2 separate regions of the Homo sapiens genome follow, and region 2 is linked to region 1. The links are chromatin contacts, found by Hi-C or POLR2A ChIA-PET in ENCODE. All regions are on one chromosome and are shown on one strand. The core of a region is the stretch at or near the end of the contact, and the rest is flanking DNA. Distances in the headings are between cores, read along the strand shown.

Evidence for each region. A loop is a pair of places that touch in the nucleus more often than their neighbours do. ChIA-PET counts read pairs that join two places held with the same protein, here RNA polymerase II (POLR2A). Pooled maps may share reads with other maps.
Region 2: a loop to region 1 is called in a pooled map, with 2.1 times the contacts of the local background. The contact joins the promoter of RNPEP here to the enhancer-like site in region 1. A Hi-C loop is called at or near these places in 1 of 50 pooled maps. POLR2A ChIA-PET finds 5 or more read pairs at or near these places in 2 of 52 experiments (MCF 10A and OCI-LY7).

Annotation. Positions count from the first base shown.
Region 1 is chr1:201,403,227-201,410,276 of GRCh38, reverse strand. It overlaps TNNI1 (troponin I1, slow skeletal type), which reads left to right. Exons shown (of 9, transcript NM_003281.4): 9 at 1,027-6,493. LOC101929343 (a long non-coding RNA gene) reads right to left here. Exons shown (of 2, transcript XR_241172.3): 2 at 3,908-7,050. Among named protein-coding and RNA genes, the nearest start is that of LAD1, 7.4 kb to the right of the region's middle. RefSeq lists enhancers at 1,926-2,005, 5,969-6,018. Within about 2 kb of position 4,621, at least 6 of the 41 ENCODE cell types and tissues checked have a DNase peak (open chromatin) inside an H3K27ac peak, as active enhancers do.
Region 2 is chr1:201,980,143-201,987,192 of GRCh38, reverse strand. It overlaps RNPEP (arginyl aminopeptidase), which reads right to left and starts at 4,545. Exons shown (of 11, transcript NM_020216.4): 1 at 4,080-4,545. The coding sequence starts at 4,526. RefSeq lists silencers at 1,069-1,243, 3,960-4,639 and an enhancer at 4,850-4,909.

The sequences.
Region 1 (7,050 bases), core at 3,372-5,871:
TAATGAGGGAGTCCACAATGGGCAGGCGGGTTGTACTTAGTGTGGTGCACGGATGCACGGACTAAGGCACCGATGAGACTGATTTGAGTCGGCTCTCCTGGGCTCAGTCCTGGCTCCAGCACCATGATACTTGGGCATGTCATTTCTGTTTGGCGGCCCTTTTTGTTCCCATTATCTATGAAATTGGGGGCTGTATCAAATCAGTGGTTCTCCAAGTGTGGTCCTGGGACCAGCAGCGTCTACATCACCTGGGATGCAAATGATCAGCCCCCACCCCAGATCCACTAAATTGGAAACTCTGGGGTGAGGCCAGCCTTCTAGGTGATTCTGATGCACATGAGAGTTTGAGAACCACTAGGTTAGAGGGTCCCTGGGATCCCTTCATCTCTGACTTTCTGAGAATCTATGCACTTTTAAATACCTCCTGGTGATGTCCTTTATTTGTGCTCCCTGCGAAGTACCCAGCACTCACAGTACCTGTTCCCAAGGAGCTACCACTCACAGAAGCTAAGACTTCCCACCATCTGAGGAAATAGCTGGAGAAACTGGGCAAAGCAAGGAAATCAGGCCACGTAAAACCCTCTACGGAAGTGCTGAGAGAATGTGCAATAGGGCAGGCATCCACCAGACAGCACTGGTCAGAGCAGGCTTTCTGGAGAGGAGGAGCTCTCTGAGGATGCGACGAGCGAGTGTTAGCTGATAAAGGGAAGGGCATGTTGAAGGGCTGATGGTGCAACAGAAGCATGGAGGTGGGAATTAAGCAGCCACAGAGTAGCATGGCAAGGCTAGGTAAGAGCTGAGGGCCGCAGTGTGGAGGAGCGGTGTGAGGGGTCCCAAAAGGGGAGCAACTGTGCCCGAGGGCCGAGAAGCTGAGGTTTTGTAGGAGCCCTTATGAATGAAGATCCAGTCCGGGGTGCGCTAGGGCTGAGAAGCCCTGGGGACTGCATGTGCTGTAGGTAAGTCAGGGATTCATGCGCTGCACACAGGTCCCCGGGAACTGATGGCTTTGCCTCTTTGTCCCTACAGGCCAGCTTGCTGTGCTGCGCTCTGAGCTCCTGCTTCATGCTTCTTCTCCAACCCAGCTCACTCACCTCTCTGCCTGTGTCTGGAGCATCCCTTCCCACCTCTCCCCCACTTCTTCCCTCCAGCCTGCATGCCCTCCTCTGGAACTGGGATTAAACAGATACCCAAGAGGCAGGAAAAACGCGAGTGTCTGAAGACCTCACCCTGGCAGGGTGGGCTTCTATCCACCCATGAGGCACCTGGGGCTTCTCAGCCACCCCGTGGTGTAACAAGTGGAGGAGGAGGAGGGGGTGAGAACACCTTTCCTCCAGCCCTGTGCCACACTCCTTCTATGTGTGTACAGTGTCCACAGGCATCACACCTTCTTCATTAAAAACCCAGTTTCCTGGTCATTTCTGCAGCTCTGACTGTGAGCCCTGAGAAGAAAGGGAAGACTTGGGGCTTGGGAAGAGAGGGCTGTGCTGGGCTCCAGTCACCCTGTCTGCAGTCCGGAGCTCGGGATCTGAAGGGAGGGCTAAGGAATTGGTGGCTGCTTGCCAGGGTCCCCTGGGGCCCCTTCTGCCCAGTCCCTGTGACGTCACACTGCACACACTCACCACCCAGGATGCTCAGCTCACCAGAGCCCTGACCTCCGAGAAATGACCCCGTCCTGCCCCTGACTCTGGCCATCAGAAGAGGCCTCTCCATTAAGAGCCGCTTCTCCTGCCGGCTTTCATACTCTCCTTCCTCTGCAAACCTGGATTAACTCTCCCTGATGTGTGCTGGGTTGAGAGGTCAGGGCACTTTCAATCCCTCACCTAGTCCTGCTGCACAGGGCAGGAGGCCTCACAGAAGAGATACTTGCAGTTCCAGGCCTGGCCACCAGGTGACGCCTTCCTTCTCTCCTGGGCTCTCCTGTCCCTCCGGCCTCTGCTCTCCCCACGTTCACCCACCCTCCTCCCAATTGTTTCCCCTTCACACTCCTGCACTGGTCCTATCCCCCAGGACTGATTCTTTCCCGGAGATGGGGTGGCCACTTATCTGTCCTCTGGATCAGGTCCTTTCTCCATCCCACTACCTCCTGGGTCCAAAGCCTGGTGAGAGCATAGGGCCTTCTGGGGTGGAAGGGGGGTCTGGGGCAGCCTCTCTTCCCCCAACATACTCACTAGAGTGGCTCCTGTGAAGCAGAGACCAAAGTTCTGACTTTTCTTTTTCCTTTTTTTTTTTTTTTTGAGATGGAGTCTCGCTGTGTCACCCAGGCTGGAGTGCAGTGACGCGATCTCGACTCACTGCAACCTCCGCCTCCCAGGTTCAAGCGATTCTCCTGCTTCAACCTCCTGAGTAGCTGGGATTACAGGTGCGTGCCACCACACCCCGCTAATTTTTGTATTTTTAGTAGAGACAGGGTTTCACCATGTTGGTCAGGCTGGTCTCGAACTCCTGACCTCGTAATCTGCCCACCTCGGCCTCCCAAAGTTCTGGGATTACAGGTGTGAGCGACCACATCCGGTCAAGTTCTGACTTTTCAGGGCAGTGGGATGGTGACTTCTGAGCTAAGCCTGCAAGGGAAGTGGCTGTTCCCAGACCTGGGGTCCCTTGGCTTTTCGACCACCCTAGCACTGGCCCTAGGAGGGGCTGAGTTATCAGAGCAGCAACCCTTCTACCCACCCTACTGAGTCCCCATTCTACCTTCGAATCCCATGTATTATCTTCCATAAGTGCCAGAAATTGGTACAAAGTGCAGTGCCAGCTGCTCCCCAGGGCATGGTCTGGCTCTCTGGGCTGCTGGGCTGCCAGCCCCTTTCAGAAAGCATGGCAGTGGGAACCAGCAACTTGGGCTACCTTAGGGGAAGCAGCACTCTGCCCAGGGTTCTTGCTATAAATAGGTCAGTGGGCAGAGAGGCAGATGTGTGCAAAAAGCACAACCCCAATCACACACAGAAACCCGTAGGCACGGACACACCCAGTCTCAATGCACGAAGTTGGAGAACCTGACAGGGCTGGTCCAGGCCACAGAGGATGGGGTTAGGCTTCATGCCTTCATGCCCAGGCAGCCACAGAAACCCACTCTTCCCCGCCTCACAGGGCTCCTCCGGTTGGCCTGGATCCAAAGCGATCTCCTTGTTTCACCTCTTTCCAGCTCTTCCCTAGAGCCTGGCCCCAAGTTCCAGAGTCAAATCCCAGTTTTGCAGTCAACTATTAACCTGGGGCCCTGGCAGATTGGGGTATCCACCCAGTCATGTAAAGGCAGGAGACCTGCTCTGGGCCTGACTCAAAGCAAACACGTGGGTGCAGAAGACCCATGGGAGGAGGAGGTGGGGCCCACTCAACACACCTAAGCCAGTGGCCCTCTAGGAGGGGCAGAAGAGCCAACCAGAGGGTTCCTGGAGGTCATCGGGTTCCTCCTTCTGCTTCCAGGCAGCAACAGACCTAATTCATCTCCTGTGAGGATGGAGCAAGGGCGAATATAGGCATAGACATATCTGGAGCGCAAGGATTGAGAGGCCCTGTGGACAAGGGGAAGGAGAGCTTGGGGGTGGGAGAGGGATCTATGGAAGGGGCTGTTGTAGCCAAGAATGGGGCCTGGGCTGGGGGCCTGGCCTCTGGAGAGCCCTGATTCTACTCCAGTCTTCTCTCACCATGGAGACAACACCAGTAGAGCTGGGAGCTGGGGCCTGCCACTGAGTAACAGCTCACACATGTAGCACACTTATGCGTCAGGCACCAGCATGTACACCTTAATTTATTTAACTTTCACAACAACCCTAGGAGAAAGGTACAGCTACTATTCTCATGGTACAGTGGGGAAAACTGAGGCACAGAGAGGTTAGGGACTTTTCATGATCACACAGCTAATAAGTGGTGGTCCCAGGATTCAACCCAAGAAGTCTGTTAGAATCCATACTCTTATCGACTATTTTAATAACAGCATTTCAATAATAGTAATATGTGATGTTAAATGCTTTATCTGAGTTATATCATTGCATTCTCACAAAAATGGTACATTTGTTAGCTCAAATTTACAGATGAGGAAATGGAGGCCTGGAGAGTTCAAGTAGCTCACTCTAAGTTACAGGGTTTGCTAGCTGCAGACTGGAGACTAGATCTCAGGTCACTCTGCCTTGGGGTTGCCCTTTTCTGAGATCAGACTGGCCTTAACAGAGCCCAACTTTCTTGGAAGGACACAGCTGGGGGTCGAGGGTCCTGCATATGCACCTGGGGAGTCCCCACACACCCGCACCAAAGGGGAAACATTCAAAGGAGATGCAGGTGACATACAGATGGGCTAAGGTGAGGCCTTCCTCCAACATGGGGCCCTGGCTGAGAGTGGAGGGATAGGGTGCTACTTGGGGGATATCTATTACTAATCAGCACACAATAGCTGGGTGGGCACCCCCTCTCTCTGCAGCTGGTGGAGATGGGCCTGGTGCTCCTCTCTGCTTGGTAGGAATGACCAGGGCAGGATGCCACCTGCTACACTCTTGCCTGTCCCAGAGCCCTTGGGAGACCAGCTGTTGCTCCCACCTTTCCCCACAGGGTGCCCGGTCCCCACGGCGCAAGGAGGCCAAGCTCAGCTGTGTGTCTGAGCCCACTCAGCAGCAGGCATGATCAGGGCAGGGCCCAGCGCTAAGGGCTGCTGGGGCTAAAGTGCCTTGCTGAAGGAGGGGCAGAGTTAAACATTAGCCACAATGGCCCCCCGCGAAGTGAGTCATACTCCCCACAAGTCTCTGGGCTGGGCAGCCGGGGGCGGGGGGGTTAGCTTCGTTCCAGGTGGGTGACCAAGCTGCGGAAGCCCAGGACAGTTCGCTGGGACCAGTGCTAATGGCAGCTTCTGCTCCTGACCCCCATCAGGTCTCTTTCCTCAGACATCCCCAAAGCTTGTCTGCCTGTGGGTCTTTCATTAAAGGTGACGGGCAAGGGTTTTCTCTTCCTTCCAAGACACACTTCTAGGCTGGCTTGTGGGTCCCCTGAGACGAAGGCTGAGCAGGGTGAGCCTCGAAAACCCCATAGCACTGGCCCAGAGCACTGCGGTCAATGTCCGAAGGACCAGAGAGGGAGGGTGACTTGCTCAAGGTCACAAACCTAACTGGAGCTAGGAAGTAGGTCCCCAGACTCCCAGTCTGAGGAAATTGGATGTGGACAGGGCTTTGGTCTCCTGGCCAGAGGCAAACGCCCAGGGATCTGAACAGGCTGCCCATCTCTGGCCTCAACTCAGCACCCCAACTGGCTCCAGTGCCAACCATTGGCCTCTCTCACTGGTTGGCACAGGCTGGGTGAGCCTGGCCCTTTGCCCTGGGTTCAGGAGAGAGGTATGGCTTTGCCTGGCAGTCAGGGGAGGTGTTCCAACCTGGGAGCCCCTGGGGGAGGAGCGTGTGTGTGAACGCTTGTGCCTGTTCATCAGAAGGGGTGAGCATGGTGTGTATGCGTGGGCATGCAGAATGCAGGGTGATGACCTGTCTGCCCGCCCTGAGTGTCACAGACACCTGTGTGTCCCCTGTACTAGTGCCTCCCAGATGCTCTTCTCCTGACTGGCTCTTTGTGACCTAAATTTCAACTGCTCCACCCCACAAGGAGGAAACCAGGGCCACAAATGTAGTGAGATTTTCATAAAGCTAAATGTATTCAGTGGAAACGACCTTCCTCTGATCTAAAAGCATGCATGCCTTTGTTTTATTACTGGAGTATTAAATTAGCCCTTACTTATGGAATAGGAGGACAGTAGGTGGCAATTGTTTTCTAATGCTCTTACTTCACAAAATAAAATGGTGGCAGCACAATGTCAGTATTTATATTACACAATATTATTAGTTTGTAAAAACCGAAAGCCAGGGAGCTTACTGCCCTGGATTCTTTAGGGCGTGGGTCTTATCACCTCATTCATTTCTTCCCTTCCCCTAAGAGTGCCACAAGCATGGCAGTTGCTCAGCTGAGACACATGAATGGGAACAGAACTGAAATATCAGGATGTGACCTCGAGCCAGCTGGTTGGGGCTGGGGATCCCCCTGGATCTCCACTCTGTCCTGTCCGAGAAAGGGGAAGCTGCCCTATGAGTCTTTTTTCTGGGGGATTCCAGAGGTTGAACGTCTGTTCTGAGGCTCCTCAGAACCTCGAGGGAGGGGACGAGAGAGATGACCCCTTGCCCAACCACTGGCTGAAAAATCTTGAAATTCCCTGACTTTGACCAGGGAATTCCCAGTTGTGCTAAGCCCTGCCTGGTGGAATGTCCCTGGAGGAAGTAACCAGGACACGCATACGTTTTTAATGTACGTATAAAGAATCGTAAAGTGAACACCCATCTGCCAACCACTCATTTTAAGAACTAGGATATGGCACATACTTTTGAAGCCCTTATGCGTCCCTCCCCAATCACAACCCCTTCCTCTCCACAAAGGTAAATACAATCCTCAATTTTGTGTTTGTTATTCTCTTGGTTCTCTTCATAATGTTACTACGTATTTATGAATTCCTAATACATCATTCAGTTTTGGATCTTTTTGTAAACCTTACTTAAGTGCATGCATTTTGCTTTTTCCCCTTCAATGTTAAGGTTGTAAATTCATCCCTATTGATAATTGTAGTTCATTCATTTTCACTGCCATGAAATGATGAAATGATGAAAACACCATTCATTCCCTTTCCTGCTGATAGACATTTAGATCTCTGCCACTACCAATTGTGCTGATTTGAATATTCATGAGTCTCACTTCTGATGCTCATGTTCAAGAGCTTCTCTACCCAGGAGTGCAACTGTTGGGTCGACAAGAATGACATCCCCACCTTTGCTAGTTGTACCACTTACACTCCCATCAACAACTATGACAGTTGCTGATGCTCCACATCCTGGTTTTGGCAGATCCTGGAGACCAGAGATCCTGGATACTTAACCTCACCTGATCTCAGCTTCTTCCTGACTCAGCTTCCAAATGTTACTCTTGGCAGGGGCTCTCAGGCTATTTGGGTTTTCCTGTTCTTTCCAAATCAAGTTAGTGCAATTCTCTAAACCTTTATTAAGCACCAACTCTGCCAGGCATAGTATTGAGGGGATA
Region 2 (7,050 bases), core at 3,296-5,795, 580 kb before region 1:
AGACGAGCAGCAACATGAGGAGAGGCATAAACAGATGCAGGCTCCAGATGCAGAGTTGGGGAGGCAGGCCTGGGCAAGTCTAATGAAGGGTTCTGAACACAGCAGTGTCTGAGACCTATTTTAAGAGGCATAAGGAAGCTACGTTGGGATGCTGGGTTTGAGTTTTTGTGTGTGAAAAATTTAATTAGTCTCCTTATAACAGGTACAGTGCAGTATAGAAAGGGATGAGAGAATAACTTCACAGTGGAGAAAGCTGATAATCACTGCTTCAGCCAGGGGACCGAGGTTAACGCTGACAGTCATAAATCATGTGGATACTATGCGCCCTCAATACCTGATGAAAATGGCACTTTGGCTGGGCGCAGTGGCTCACACCTGTAATCCCAGCACTTTGGGAGGCCGAGGCTGGTGGATCACCTGAGGTCGGGAGTTCAAGACCAGCCTGGCCAACACAGTGAAACCCTGTGTCTACTAAAAATACAAAAATTAACCAGGGTGGTGGCATATGCCTATAGTCCCAGCTACTTCGGAGGCTGAGGGAGGAGAATCGCTTGAACCAGGGAGGCGGAGGTTGCAGTGAGCCGAGATCACACCACTGCAGTCCAGCCTGGGTAACAAGAGTGAAACTCCATTTCAAGAAAAAAAAAAAAAAAAAAGAAAGAAAATGGCACTTTACCTCTGTGAATTGCCCCTCAAAACCCATAATCCCAATCTAATCATGAGAAAACATCAGATAAATTCCAATACAGGGTCATCCTACGCTATACCTGGCCAACACTCCTCAAAACTGTCAAGGTTGGCTGGGCTCAGTGGCTCACACCTGTAATGCCAGCACTTCGGGAGGTCAAGGCAGGAGGATCGCTTGAGGCCAGGAGTTTGAGACCAGCCTGGGCAACATAGGGGGACCCTGTCTCTACAGAAAAAATAAAAATAAAAAAATAAAAAACAAAAAACTGGCTGGGAGCAGTGGCTCATGCCTGTAATTCTAGCACTTTCTTTGGGAGGCCAAGATGGGAGAATTGTTTGTTTGAGCCCAAGCGTTTGAGACAAGCCTGGATAACACAGTGAGACCTCATCTCTACAAATAATAAATTCAAAAAATTAGCTGGGCGCAGTTGTATGCGCCTGTAGTCCCAGCTACTTGGGCTGAGGCAGGAGGATCACTTGAACCAGGGGGATCAAGGCTGCAGTGAGCCATGATTGTGCCACTCACTGCACTACGGCCTGGATGACAGAGCAAGACCCTGTCTCAAAAAACAAACAAACTGTCAAAGTTATATCAAAAACAAGGAAAGTTTGAGAAACTGTCACAGTCCCAAGAGGATACATGACAGCTAAATATAATGTGGAATTCTGGATGGCTTCCTGGAACAGAAAAAGACATTAAGTAAAAACTAAGGGAATCTGAAAAAACTATGGACTCCAGTATCGGTACTGGTTTATTAATTATAACAAATATATTATTATACTAATGTAAAATGATTCAATCTTGGTTAATAATATATCAGCATTGTTTAATTGTAACAAATGTGTCATACTAATGCAAAATGGTAGCAAGAGGGGAATCTGTGTGTATATGTGTATGTAGGAGGTACTGAACTGTATATGGGAACTCTCTGAACTGGCTGCTCAATTAAGCCAGGCATGTTGGCTCATGCTTGTAGTCCCAGCACTTTGGGATGCCAAAGCGGGCAGATGGCTTGAACCCAGGAGTTCAAGACCAGCGTGGGCAACATGGCAAAACCCCATCTCTACAAAAAATAACAAAAATTAGCCAAGTGTGGAGGTGGCAGGTCTGTGGTTGGTCCCAGCTACCCCAGCTACTCAGGAGGCTAAGGTGGGAGGATCACTTGAGCCAGGGAGGTCAAGGCTGCAGTGAGCTGAGATGGTGCCACTATACCAGTCAATAAGAATTGATCAATTGACTGATCATTGAATGCCATCAGTCAGTGATGTTTTTACTGATCAGCTAGGAAATGAGTATTTTTTTTTTTTTTTTTTAGATGGAGCCTCGCTGTGTCACCCAGGCTGGAATGCAATGGCATGATCTCAGCTCACTGCAACCTCTGTGTCCCAGATTCAAGCGATCCTCCTGCCTCAGGCTCCCAGGTAGCTGGGTTTACAGGTGTGAGCCACCACAACCAGCTAATTTTTGTATTTTTAGTGGAGGTAGGGTTTCACCATGTTGGCCAGGCTGGTCTCAAACTCCTGACCTCAGGTGATCTGCCAGCCCTGGCCTCCCAAAGTGCTGGGATTACAGATGTGAGCCACCACACCCAGCCTGGAAACGAGATTTTTAAAAAGAACAATGTAGGGAGCTTTTTGATCCCTTCTCAAAAAAAAAAAAAAAAAAAAAAAAAAAAAAAAAAAAGAAAGAAATACAAAAGTTAGCAGTAAGAGCTAACACAGCTTACTTACCATGTACCACGCACCATATTAACCACTTATGGAAAGACAACTCATTTAACCTATGTCAAGCACTTAGACTAGTGCCTGGCTCATCTTATTAAATATTAGCCATCATCCCCCCTCCACCAAAATTGCTTACTCATCATCTTTGCTTTTTTGTTGTTGTTGTTAAAACAGGGTCGCACTCTGTTGCTCAGGCTGGAGTGCAGTGGTGTTATCAGGCTGTGAAAGGAAAATCTCTTGGGCCCCCAAAATCACTAAAGAAAACTCAACCTGGGAACCGCTTAGGGCACACCTGCCTCCCATTCTATTCAAAGCCACTACTCTGCTCACTGAGATGGATGCATATCTGATTTGCTTCCTTTGGAAAGGCTCATCAGAAACTCAAAAGAATGTAACCATTTGTGTATCACCTATCTGTGATCCGGAAGCCGCTTCAAGTCTTCCTGCCTTTGCTGCAAGTTGTCCCACCTTTTCAGACCCAACCAATGTACTTCTTACATATACTGACTGATGTATCATGTCTCCCTAATGTATAAAACCAAGCTGTGGGCCGGGCGCAGTGGCTCACGCCTGTAATCCCAGCACTTTGGGAGGCCGCCGAGGCAGGCGGATCACGAGGTCAGGAGTTCGAGACCAGCCTGACCAAAATGGTGAAATTTTGTCTCTACTAAACAATACAAAAATTAGCCGGGTGTGGTGGCGCACGCCTGTAGTCCCAGCTACTAGGGAGGGTGAGGTACGAGAATCGCTCGAACCCACGACGCAGAGGTTGCAGTGAGCCGAGATCTTGCCACTGCACTCCAGCCTGGACGAGAGTGAGACTCTGCCTCAAATAAATAAATAAAAGATTAAACTGTAAGCAAGCAGTTTACTATGAAACTTGCAACCAACTCTACCTGAGAGATAACTGGCAGCCACAGCCTAAGGACTCTCCAGGAAGGATTTTCTGACTCTTACAGACATAAGCCACATAACTCCATCCTCTTATTTCCAATATTTGCCCCGTCCCGAAAAAAAATTAAAGAGTTAACCAACAGTGAGAAGGCCAAATTATTATAATGCTTATAGCACCCTAATTCCAGTTCTCACTTTTACTCAAATTCTTTCGTTAATCAAATCCAGGACTTCACAGGAGGAAACAAAAACAAAGATAAGAGCTTTAACCGTGGAACTAGAAGGCAACACAGAACAAAGAGCTAGATCAACATCTGGCTAATTCTAGAGCCACCATAAAGCAGAGATAAGGTGGCTGATAATCAGGTACCTCGGCCCAAAAGTCCAAGAGGGCACTAAGTGAAGTGCATGAACAACAGGTCATCTAGAAAGCCACGGAAAATGTTAGAAACGGCAGTGTGCGATGAGCGGGAATGCGGCGCAATCTGGACAAGCCTCCAGGGCCAGGGAGGAGACGCGGAAGGACGGAAAGGGTGAAGGATGCACCGCCCAGTGGCTGGAGGAAGTCCAGAAGGAAACCAGGCAGCCCGGGAGGAAAAGAGGAAGCAAGGGGAGGAGGCCTAGAGGCGGCGCGCGGGGAGTAGGCCCCTCTAGGGACGCTCTGGAAGGGTCCTCCCTGTCCCTCCTCCCGGGTGGGGTAGGTGAGGGTGCAGGGCGGCTGGGGGCCGGAAGGGCAGGCAGGCAGCGGCGGGCGCAGTCTGGGGCGCACTCACCCCGGGTCCCTCCCCGACGCGGTAGGTGAGCAGCACCTGGAGGCGCTCGGCGGCGCGGCAGGGCTGCGGGAAGGACACGCACAGGGCCTGGCCATAGTGCGAGAAGGGCTGCGTGTAGAAGCTCACGGGCTCCGCAGGCGGCTCCTCCGAGCCGGGCCGCTCCCGCCGCAGCGCCGCCGCCGTCACCTCCAGGCACGGGTGCGAGTCCAGCCGCAGCTCGGCGGCGCCCTCGGGCTCCAGGCAGCGCAGGTCCAGGACCGCGGTGCCGCTCAGCCCCCGGCTCCCTGCGCCGGGCCCTGGAGGCCCGAACTCAGCCCGCAGGTCCAGGTGCAAGTGCAGCAGCTCAAAGGCCCGGAAGTTGGAGGCCGAGGCCACGTCCACAGCCTGCGCGGAGTGCAGCGGCCGCCGGGCCGCGCCGCTGCCGGGGGAATGCTCGCCGCTCGCCATGGCCGCAGAGCCGTTGCTCACCGGCCGGGCCGCGAACCCGAGGGGAGCCCCGCCCCGAGCGCCGCGGGCCCGCCCCCGCCGCGCGGGCCCCGCCCCCGAAATCTGCTCCCGACCGCATCCCCTCCCTGCGCTTTACCGCCCACTCTTCTAGCTGCACCCGTGCCTCGGGACTTAGGACAAAAGAGGCCGGTGGGATCGTGTGGCCCACGTTTGCCCACCCATATCCTACTGAGGTGTTCCAGTCGTCCCGGTGGGGCACCCTTCTCTGCTGACCCTTCCTGCTGCCTCATCTAGGCAGTGGCGTGGACTGAGCCCTGGCTGGGAAGGTCTGAGTTCCAGATCTCACACCCTGCGATAGGCCAGTTGTTAGAACTGTGTGTCACCTTGGGCAAGTCGCACAAGAAACATGAATCTTCCCGAGCCTTTTTCTGCACCAGTATAATAGAGTCATAATATCTGTGTATCTCACGAAGTAATGTGAGAACTCTACCAGGTAACCTGTCTAACACACTCAGCAAACAGTGAAACCCTGCACAACTTCACGGAATTCACACTGGATCGAGCCTCGTCCCCCAGCAACTCCAGGCACGCCTATCTTTCTATTGTTGGGTTAAGGGACAGGAATCAGCACCGCGCAATTTAAGGCCTGGCTGTCCATCGCATGTCACTTCTATTTCCCTTACTGTATTGTACCGCTTATTGAGCTAGGGTATTCTCCGCTGAATACTTTGTTTCTCTTCTGTACCAGTGGGTTGCAATGGGCCTTCTATGAATAGGAGCTAATCAATGATGATGTTTTTACCGTTCAGCTAGGAAATGAGATTTTTAAAAAGAACAATGTAGGGAGTTTTTCATTAAGGGAAATAGTATTCCGTTCTGTGCTTCCTAGTTTTGTAGAGTTGAAATTATTTTATTTCATGAAATAATGCTTATGGTAGATAATGACTTTAATATTCCATGTAAGTTCAATGTCAGGGTTTTTTGTTTAACTCCAGAAACCTTAGAAACCTGCTTTTCTGTAGCATTGAGAACAGCGCTTGGTACATATTAGACGTTGAATACTCCTATCTTGAAATTATTCAGTCTTCGATGCAATGCACTTTTGCTGAGTATCTGCTAGACACCAGTTGTTAAGCTAAGTGCCTGGGGTACAGTTTGAATAAGTCCGGCACAATTCCTCTTCCTATGGTGTTCATAGCCTAACTCACATTTTAGCAGACGCACAAGAAAACAGGTCACGACACTTCCACGTGCTGCGCTTGATACGGGAAGAAAAGGATGCTGGGGAGCACAACGAAGAGATGCCTAGCCTGATCCTTCTAGTTAAATATTGACAGAGGAAGAGGATGTCATCCTTAGCTAAAGGGTAAAAGATTTTAGGCTGGGTGTGGTGGCTCACGCCTGTAATCCCAACACTTTGGGAAGCTGAGGCAGGAGGATCGCTTGAGCCCAGGAGTTCAAGATGAGGCTACGCAACAGAGGGAGACCCCCTCTCTACAAAAACATTTTAAAAAATTAGCTGGGTGTGGTGATGCACACCTGTGGTCCTGGCTACTCAGAGGATGAGGTAGGGGTATTGCTTGGGCCCAGGAGGTCAAGGCTGCAGTGAACCATGATCATACCACTGCACTCCAGCTGGGGCAACAGAGAAAGACCCTGTCTCAAAAAAAAAAAAAAAAAAGATTTTAGGAATTATATTATTTCCCCTTATAGCCTTACTTCTTCCTGGGAATACCAGGAACCTCATTTCCACTTCCGCCTCCCTGCATGGCTCCCACACTGTCTAGTTTGCCTCAGAACTGGCCTGTAGATGGCCTGTAATAACTTACAGTGGAGAGATTCAGGAATTCAGAGAATTCAGGATTGTAGAAAGGGGACACTGTGGGCACAGCCCACCTCTCCCCCAGTTCATTTTCATTATTTATTATTTATTTGTGAATGCTTAGAATGCAACATATGTTGGACATTTCAAAATAATGGCCACAAATTTTCCATTCCTGATTCTATAGATTTAAAAGTTACAGGGCCGAGTGCAGTGGCTTATGCCTGTAATCCCAGCACTTTGGGAGGCTGAGGCTGGTGAATCATTTGAACTCAGGAGTTCAAGATCAGCCTGGCCAACATTATGAAACACCATCTCTACTAAAAATACAAAAAATTAGCCGGGCAGTAGTGGCACACACCTGTAATCTCAGCTACTCGGGAGGCTGAGGCAGGAGAATTGCTTGAGCCTAGGAGGCAGAGGTTGGAGTGAGCCAACATTGCGCCACTGCACTCCAGCCTGCATGACAGAGTGAGACCCTGTCTCAAAAAAAAAAAAAAAAAACAGTAAAAAGTTACAATAAATTATTAGCAAAAATAAAAATAAAGCTACCTATAGACATGTTTTAGTTAAATTGAAGAAAACCAAGACATAAAGATCTTACAGCAGTGGAAGAAAAGAGACAGATTATCTACAAAAGAATGGCAATTAGAAATTGGACCAAGGTGCCAGGTATGTTGGCTCACACCTATAATCCCAGCA